2 separate regions of the Homo sapiens genome follow, and region 2 is linked to region 1. A link is a loop called in an ENCODE intact Hi-C map of the cell type or tissue named here. Cell type or tissue: endothelial cell of umbilical vein. All regions are shown on one strand.

Region 1 (4,000 bases):
ACCTTGTCTCTACTAAAAACACAAAAATTAGCCAGGCATGGTGGCAGGCACCTGTAATTCCAGCTACTTGCGAGGCTGAAGTAGGAGAATCGCTTGAACCCAAGCGGCAGAGGTTGCAGTGAGCCAAGATCGCACCACTGTACTCCAGCCTGGGTGAGAGTGAGACTCTGTCTCAAAAAAAAAAAAAAAAAAAAAAAAAAGAATAGAAACAGTACTAAGTGTATATGGAAATATTTGTTACAAGACTGATAGCTTTATAAACACACAAATTTTTACTTCAATACCTTCATTCATTTTTAATGAAGTTCATTCCAATATAGCAGTTGGTTCTGGTCTCTTAAAGGAAAGCTGTAATTCAAGTACTCCAAAGGCCCACCTTAGCAACAGTTCAAAAAATATTTTTCCTTCAGAGAAGGCATTTAATACATTTATAAATGCCATGTAGAGGGAAGTCTTTTCAAATAAAAGCATCAAAAAACTATATTCCCTACTTTTTATTTTAATAGTTTAAGGCAAATTTTAGCAAAAGGACATATGGTACATTTAAAACAGATTACCTAATACCCAAAACTATGATCATACCTTGAAACATGCTTAAAAGCCTCCACTATAACTGGTGCAAAATCTTTTGTAAACTCTGGCCCCTTCCTCTTGCTGTTCTGTATGACATCATTGGCTAGGTAGAGAAAAGTAAGCTTCCTGTTTGGTTTGGCTGAAAAATAAGAAAAAGTTAAAAATCTACTTAAAACATCTTTACTTGGACAAACTTTCTCAATACCTAAATTAAGCATTTTGAGAACTAAAATAACCCTACTAACCTTTATGTATCATTTCAACCCTAGTCTCTCATTTTACTACCAAACTAACCAGTCACTGCTGCTAAAATCGCCAGAACTAATGTCTATGTAAAAATGCATCTCGGTGACTCTATCCTGTATTAAATTTTAGTAAAACCATTACAAACTATATGAAATATAGTCATTTAAAATAAGATGGTGATTGCTCATGTTATTAAGATGGCACCCTAAATCCTACATTGAATTTAGGATTGTTTTAATAGACATGTTAATTCGAAATCATTATTAAGCTATTGTGAAACAACAGAAGAGCATGAAATGTAAAACAGGTTGAAAGAGATGTCCCTTCAATCAATTACTATTTTTTGTTTATGCAATAAATATTTGCCAAGCTAATAGATTAACTGCTAGGGAGAGTAAATGGGAAAAGTTTAGATGTTTCTGTCTTTAGATTACATGGCCATAAATTTTAAACTGAATTCATTATGACAAAAATATTCCCCTACTCACTATGCTCTGTGGGTGTAGTCATTTCTCTAAGGAAATAGACAAGATTTCAACAGTTGTGGGCCACAGTACATTTTTACTGGTTACAATGTTAAATAGCATACTACTACTGAATATGACTCAAATAAGATTATACATAAGGAAAACAGTGTTGAACATAATATTTTATACTATTCTTATATTTTACTAGAATTAAATTTGAATCACTCAATGTAGTACAGTTATATTCAGAAGCATCATACCTTGTGGCATCCATAGTACAGTGGTGTAGGAAACTTATGGTCAGGACCAATTATGCAGTATCCTATTGATGTGGGCTATCTTATTGGATTTAAGACAAAAATCTTGATCAGGCTACATGTGGTCCTCTAGATGTTAAGTATTCAATTTACAAATTTAAGCATTTGACATATTAAAAAGTCACCTCTGAGTTCACATCATTCTCGAGGAGCAACCAGAAGCCCAACCTTCTCATATACTAAGTCACAACTGATCAAACTTTACAAACCTGTGCCATGCCACTGTATAACCTGGTTTGTCTGTTTAAATTGCTGTCTACCACTTTTCATGATTTTGCAAGTTGCTGGCATGGAATAAAAATAAGAAGAGATGGCTATAACAGAGACCAGCTTCTGGTTTTCAGGCTCCTTGTCTGGTTAGATAAACCACAGTGTACAACTGGTTAAGATATCGGGACCCTATCCTAACATTCAGTCCTGTCTCTTTTGTACCCATCCTTGCCCTCTCAATCCCACCCACAAAATAGATTGGTATTGTTCAATCCAGATTTTTGCCTTCCCAGTGTCAAATGAGTTTAGAAACTCAAATTTGTATTATCTAATTGGGAGATTGCCTGCATCACTTTTGAATGGGTACCTGAACAAACAATCCTTTCACTGCACTTTTACTATGTGCTACACACTATTCCAAGCACTTTACATACATTATCTCAATCCTAACAATATGTCTCTATTTGGCAGCTGAACAAACAAAGCCAAAAACATTATTTGCCCTCAGGGAAATAATGAGGAAGAGATAAGCCAGGATTGGAATCCAAAAAGTCCAACAGCCAAGCAAATCCCTCTTAACAACTAGACCATGCTTCCTGTCATAATTAAAAGGGCATGTTAATCTTTGAGACTCAAAAGTAGCAACTGAAAAGAAGAAAAAGATAAAACAATGCAAAACAAAAAGTAGCAACTGAAATAAAAATATTTTACAATGTTAGCAGCATTATTCACAATAGCCAAGAGTTAAGAGCAACCTAACCCACTGATCAATGAATAAACAAAATGTGAATTATATATTCAATAAAGTATTATTCAGCCTTATAGAAGAAGGAAATGTTGACGCATGTTACAACATGGATGAATCTCCAGGACATCATGCCAGGTGAAATAATCGAGTCATGAAAAAAGACAAACCACTGTATGATTCTACTTATTGGAGGTACTCAAATTCATAGAAAAAAAGAGTAGAAGGATAGTTGCCAAAGGCTGTGGGAATGGGAGGAGAATAGGAAATTATTCATGGGTACAGAGTCTCAGTTTTGCAAAATGAACAGTTCTGGAAACTGGCTACACAACAATGTACTTAACACTACTGGACTGTACACGGAAAAAATGAAGATGGTAAATAATATTTATTACCACAAAAACAAAAAAAATGTTTTTGTTTTTTTTGTTTGAGACAAGTTCTGTCTCCCAGACTAAAGGCTCACTGCAGCCTCGACCTCCTGGGCTCTAGCAATCCTCCTGCCTCAGCTTCCAAGTAGCTGGAACCACAGGCACACGCCACCATGCCTGGCTAATTTTTTAAATTTTTTGTAGAGATAAGGTCTTACTTTGTTGCCCAGGCTGGTCTTGAACTCCTGAGCTCAAGTGACCCTCCCACCTAGGCCTCCCAAAGTGCTGGGATTACTGGTGTGAGCCACTGTGCCTGGCCCTAGAATGTTTTTTAAATTCATGGGTTATATCAATCTCTCAAAGAATTCAGAATTGCTTTTACAATATACACTAAAATAAAAATTTACAAGATTTAAAAATATATTTACCAGTGTTTTCCAAAGGACAAATTCCATATGAGGTGATTGAGCATGGGGTCCAAATACCAAGATACTATTTTCACTTTTATCTTTGTAGGACCAAGCAAAAATATGAAAAATACCCAGCAATCATCACAACTTATGCCCTTCCCTAAATTTTCAGGGAAAGAAATTTACTTCCATTTAAAATTATGTGTCCCTATACATACAGCAAATAATTAATGGCGGTAATCACAGCAAGCAATCCAAGAAAATCACACAAAAAATTTCCAAATGAATTTTGATATTTTTAAAAATAACAGAGCCATAAATTGTTATTAAAAGAGAAACAGTTAACAGAAAGGGAAAACAAACCATGTCATAATTCCACAAAGAAATGCCACTGTTGGCAACAAAGAATGTAAGACTAAGTGACAGGTCTGACTTAGTTAATTCCTATGTTTCTGTTGCTCATGGGGTTCTTTCCAAAAACACCGGTTTTCCAAACCGTCCATTCAATTTAAATAGCATTTATTATTTTAATGTTTGCCATGTACCAGGGACCACGCTAAGTACAGACTAAAATTAACGTTTCCTGTTCAATCAGGAGTTTGCAAGTTCCATACAAATTGGCAGATGATAGGTCACATCACTAAAATGTTACTTTTTTTTT
Region 2 (4,000 bases), 120 kb after region 1:
GAACTGACTGTGGGTCAGTCCGTAAGAGCTAGTGAAGTTTGCCACTAACACTACTGCTTGAGTAACACGTGGTAGATTCAAATAAATAGAGTTGAGAACATTGGGAACAGCATCTATAGTCAACTGAAAAACAAGTCAAATGATTTTGAGTGATTTTTCTGTGGCTCTTGGTAATTTTTACCAATACTGCCCAGTTGTGGTTTATTCATGGATGAATATTTGCCCCATGGTTATATTTCCATTGTATAGTAAATAATTTTCATCTAATAATTTGCTTATTGAAAATTCAGCTTTTGAATGATCATTTTTGTTTATCCCGTTTTACCCAGGTGACTTGGCATGAAATTGCAAGGCCTCAGATACATGGGTATGACCTGAAATGTTTGGCAATGATTAATCGGTTTCAGTTTGTATCTGGAGCAGATGAAAAAGTTCTTCGGGTTTTTTCTGCACCTCGGAATTTTGTGGAAAATTTTTGTGCCATTACAGGACAATCACTGAATCATGTGCTCTGTAATGTGAGTATTTCTCTAAATATTTTACCTAAATCTAGTCACTTCATTTTAAATTTAAAAGGATTTTTGCCTTAGGCTTTAAATGGAATATATGGGTAGAAAGAAAGTAATATTGTTTCTTAATGTAAGATGTGACAAAGTTTTTGTGCACTGTGGGGTGTAATAATTTAAATACTAAAACTAGAAATTTTGTGTAGCAAATGAGCTCAAAATACTACAAAGCTGCATTAGTGTTCAATTGAGACATGAATATGATGTTTTATCACTGTGTTAGGTACCTAGAATAGAACAAAATAAAAGATGGATACTGTTTTCAAGGAGATTACCATCTAGCTGTATGGTAGGGGTAGAGGTAGGGGGCAGTGGAACTAATGTATCTGCAGTTGTTAGATGAGACCAGTTAATTGCTAAATCTTATGGTACTAAAGTAAATTTCATAGAAGGAAGAGGTCATTGTATTGGAATAACGAGAACATGTTTAATGGGACTTGATTTGGGTTTTGTAAGGGTAACTTTCTTTTTTATGTTTATACGCCCTTCTAAGAAAGATTTGAGCTACTTATAAAAGTACATGGATTATAAAAATTATGAAGTAATTTTGAAAGAAGGAAAATTAAGTAGGAAGATAGGTTACACAGAAGTGCATATTATACAGTCCTTCACTTAGAGTTGAGTCACGAATTTGGTTCTGAGCTCAAAAAGGATAAGTACCCTTTTGATAGGCAAAAAGAAGGGGAGAGAGAGGGAGAGAGCAAAGGGAAGAGAGAGAGAGCAAAGGGGAGGCCAGAGCTATTGTGGTACCTGTTGGACTGAAGACTGGATAGAAGTGGGGAGAATGGGGAAAGTCCATGGTGGAAGACTTGGGAGGCAGGCACAGTCTGACTGTGGGGTGCTGTTGGAGGCTCCTACACAAAGAGTGATGAAAAGGATTTTGGAAGAGAGTTATCTGGAAGCCAAGAGACTCTGAAAGCAGTGAAACTAGCACCAGTGTGAGTAAGACTGGAGAAGAAAATGGAATTCATTAGAAATGAAGTAGCCAACTAAATTTCCTGGAATGTATACTCAGCACCTCATGCTACAGGCTTTCTTGATTATGTGAAGAGGATTTAAGATTCTGTTATGCTTGTTTCTAATAATAATGGACAATAGGAACAAGATCAAAAGGGAAGCCTTAATTGTGGTTATTATGTAGAGCTAAGCGTATGGAGGTGGAGGGACAGCTAGTTTCAGGATCTCTTCAGTTCTAGGAATTGAAATGGGGTTTTACGATTCCATGAGAGGCTTAGTCCCAGTTGTACACTTAGTTCTGTGTCCTAAGATACAGGGATCCTGTAGAGTAGCGAGCTGCTTGCTCTCGTTTGGGTTTTGCTCCCATACTAAGTGTTGGGATAGGTATGTAGGAATGCCTCTTACTGTTCTTTTCCATGTTAGTTTTTCTTTGTTTCTGAGATAAAGCATACTGTTTCTTGTGTCCCAGGTAGCCATTTTTGATGGTTTTAAATTCTTACTATTCATGTTTGTGTCTAGTTTCAGCTTCTGTGTTAAAGTCTAAGTTGTACAGAACACTCTTAGCAAATGAGCATGTGCCAGTTTTGATGGTTAGCATATATTTTCACATGTAATAATTTGATTGATATAAATTGCAAAATCTAAGCAGATATTGCCTTTTCAAATGACACTCATACGAAGTTTTAAAATACTCAGTTAGTTAGGTATGTTTAATGAAAATACTATGACTAATGCTGTAACTGTTCCCTTCTGGGAAGCATCTGTGTTTATATGAGCATCATCAGGGGATGTGCCTGTGAGATTATCTTGGAAGTAGAGCTCTGGGCCTTCCATTTTCAGCTCACTGCATTTCCTGTCAGACCCTGAAACCCATTGAAATGTTATGGTTCGATGAGGTCCCTTTATGGATGAGAGGATGCCCGACTTTATGGATTGCATGGGAGTTGGAGGCCTGGTAGGGCTTGTCTGTTGGAGAGTGATTGCTTAGCATTGCATTGTTGGTTCAGGAAGTGAAAGTACGGGTAGACATCCACACAAGATGGTCTTTAAACTGTTTCTCAGCATTTATGAGCGTGACTTTTTTGTAGTGCCTGAAGTAACAGTAACTTTTAGTTTTAAAATTAGCAAATAAAACTTTAGCATTTATAACTTAGATATTATATTTTCTATTCTAGCAAGATAGTGATCTTCCAGAAGGAGCCACTGTCCCTGCATTGGGATTATCAAATAAAGCTGTCTTTCAGGGTAAGGCTTTTGTCTTCAAAATTATTAAACCCATAGTGGTACTTAAACCCCAGTCATACACTTGTGTAATGTCTACCTAATGTTTGTTACAGCTGATTTTTTTTTTAAATCACAGTATATCTTTTCTATCACCTATTTCGTGATAAGTACTCTTTGTACACACTCAGACCACTGAAGTAGATGCAGTTTTCACAAAGCATGTTTTTTCCCTTTTTTTTTTTTTTTTGAGACAGAGTCTTGCTCTGTCACCCAGGCTGGAGTGCAGTGGCGCGATCTCAGCTCACTGCAACCTCTGCCTCCTGGCTTCAAGCAATTCTCCTGCCTCAGCCTCCCAAATAGCTGGGACTACAGGCATGTGCTACCATGCCCAGCTAATTTTTGTATTTTTAGTAGAGACAGGGTTTCACCATGTTGGCCAGAGTGGTCTGGAACTCCTGACCTCAGGTGATCCACCTGCCTTGGCCTCCCAAACTGCTGTTATTACAGGTGTGAGCCACCACGCCCTGCCACAAAGTATGTGTTTTGGTGTTAGAACTACAGATGAGAATGTGGGTAACCTGAAGAGTTGGTTGTGTAGTTTTAAAAGTTTGGAGACTGTTAGATCAAAGAAAATGGAAAGAACCTTTATGGAGTTGATTAATGCTGCCAGGAGCATGTTTGGAAAATACTGGAGTAATGGAAATACTCTTGCCTTTGGAATCACATGGACACAGCTGTGAATTGCACCACTTTGAATTACCACTGCTTTCTATGTGGTGGCCTTAATATTGAGACAAGTGAAGGAGATATAAAAATAGTGACTATATTCTTGATGTGTTTCTTCAAACTAGGAGATATAGCTTCTCAGCCTTCTGATGAAGAGGAGCTGTTAACTAGTACTGGTTTTGAGTATCAGCAGGTGGCCTTTCAGCCCTCCATACTTACTGGTAAGATGTGACAAAGACAATTTAATAAATCGCTAGAACACACAGTATGTTATCTATTGCTGCTGACCTAAATAAGTGCTATAGAATTCACTTTTACATAGAAAAAAATAGCTTCAATTTATTCTAGAGCCTCCCACTGAGGATCATCTTCTGCAGAATACTTTGTGGCCTGAAGTTCAAAAACTGTAAGTTAAACTGTATTTAGCTCTTTGGTCTGATTCTGTCGTAACTTCTGACTTTTCCTCCCCACCCCACAATCTGATGTCTCCTTTTTCTTCCTTCTACCTACCTTTTTCCTCCTCTTCT

What was found. Peaks named below come from ENCODE experiments on the same cell type or tissue, not always from the same donor. Only the 100,000 strongest peaks of a DNase experiment are listed, where the experiment ranks them.
Region 2: a loop joins it to region 1, with 7 times the contacts of the local background. A loop is called at or near these places in 1 of 110 quality-filtered maps.

What each region holds. Positions count from the first base shown.
Region 1 is chr18:36,033,126-36,037,125 of GRCh38, forward strand. RPRD1A (regulation of nuclear pre-mRNA domain containing 1A) reads right to left here. Exons shown (of 7, transcript NM_018170.5): 2 at 583-712. Among named protein-coding and RNA genes, the nearest start is that of RPRD1A, 32 kb to the right of the region's middle. In endothelial cell of umbilical vein, no CTCF peak of the experiment used is centred here; a DNase peak (open chromatin) is centred at 2,326.
Region 2 is chr18:36,156,137-36,160,136 of GRCh38, forward strand. It overlaps ELP2 (elongator acetyltransferase complex subunit 2), which reads left to right. Exons shown (of 22, transcript NM_018255.4): 13 at 330-518; 14 at 2,699-2,768; 15 at 3,599-3,694; 16 at 3,822-3,879. Among named protein-coding and RNA genes, the nearest start is that of ELP2, 28 kb to the left of the region's middle. In endothelial cell of umbilical vein, no CTCF peak of the experiment used is centred here; a DNase peak (open chromatin) is centred at 2,385; H3K27ac peaks cover 2,410 bases.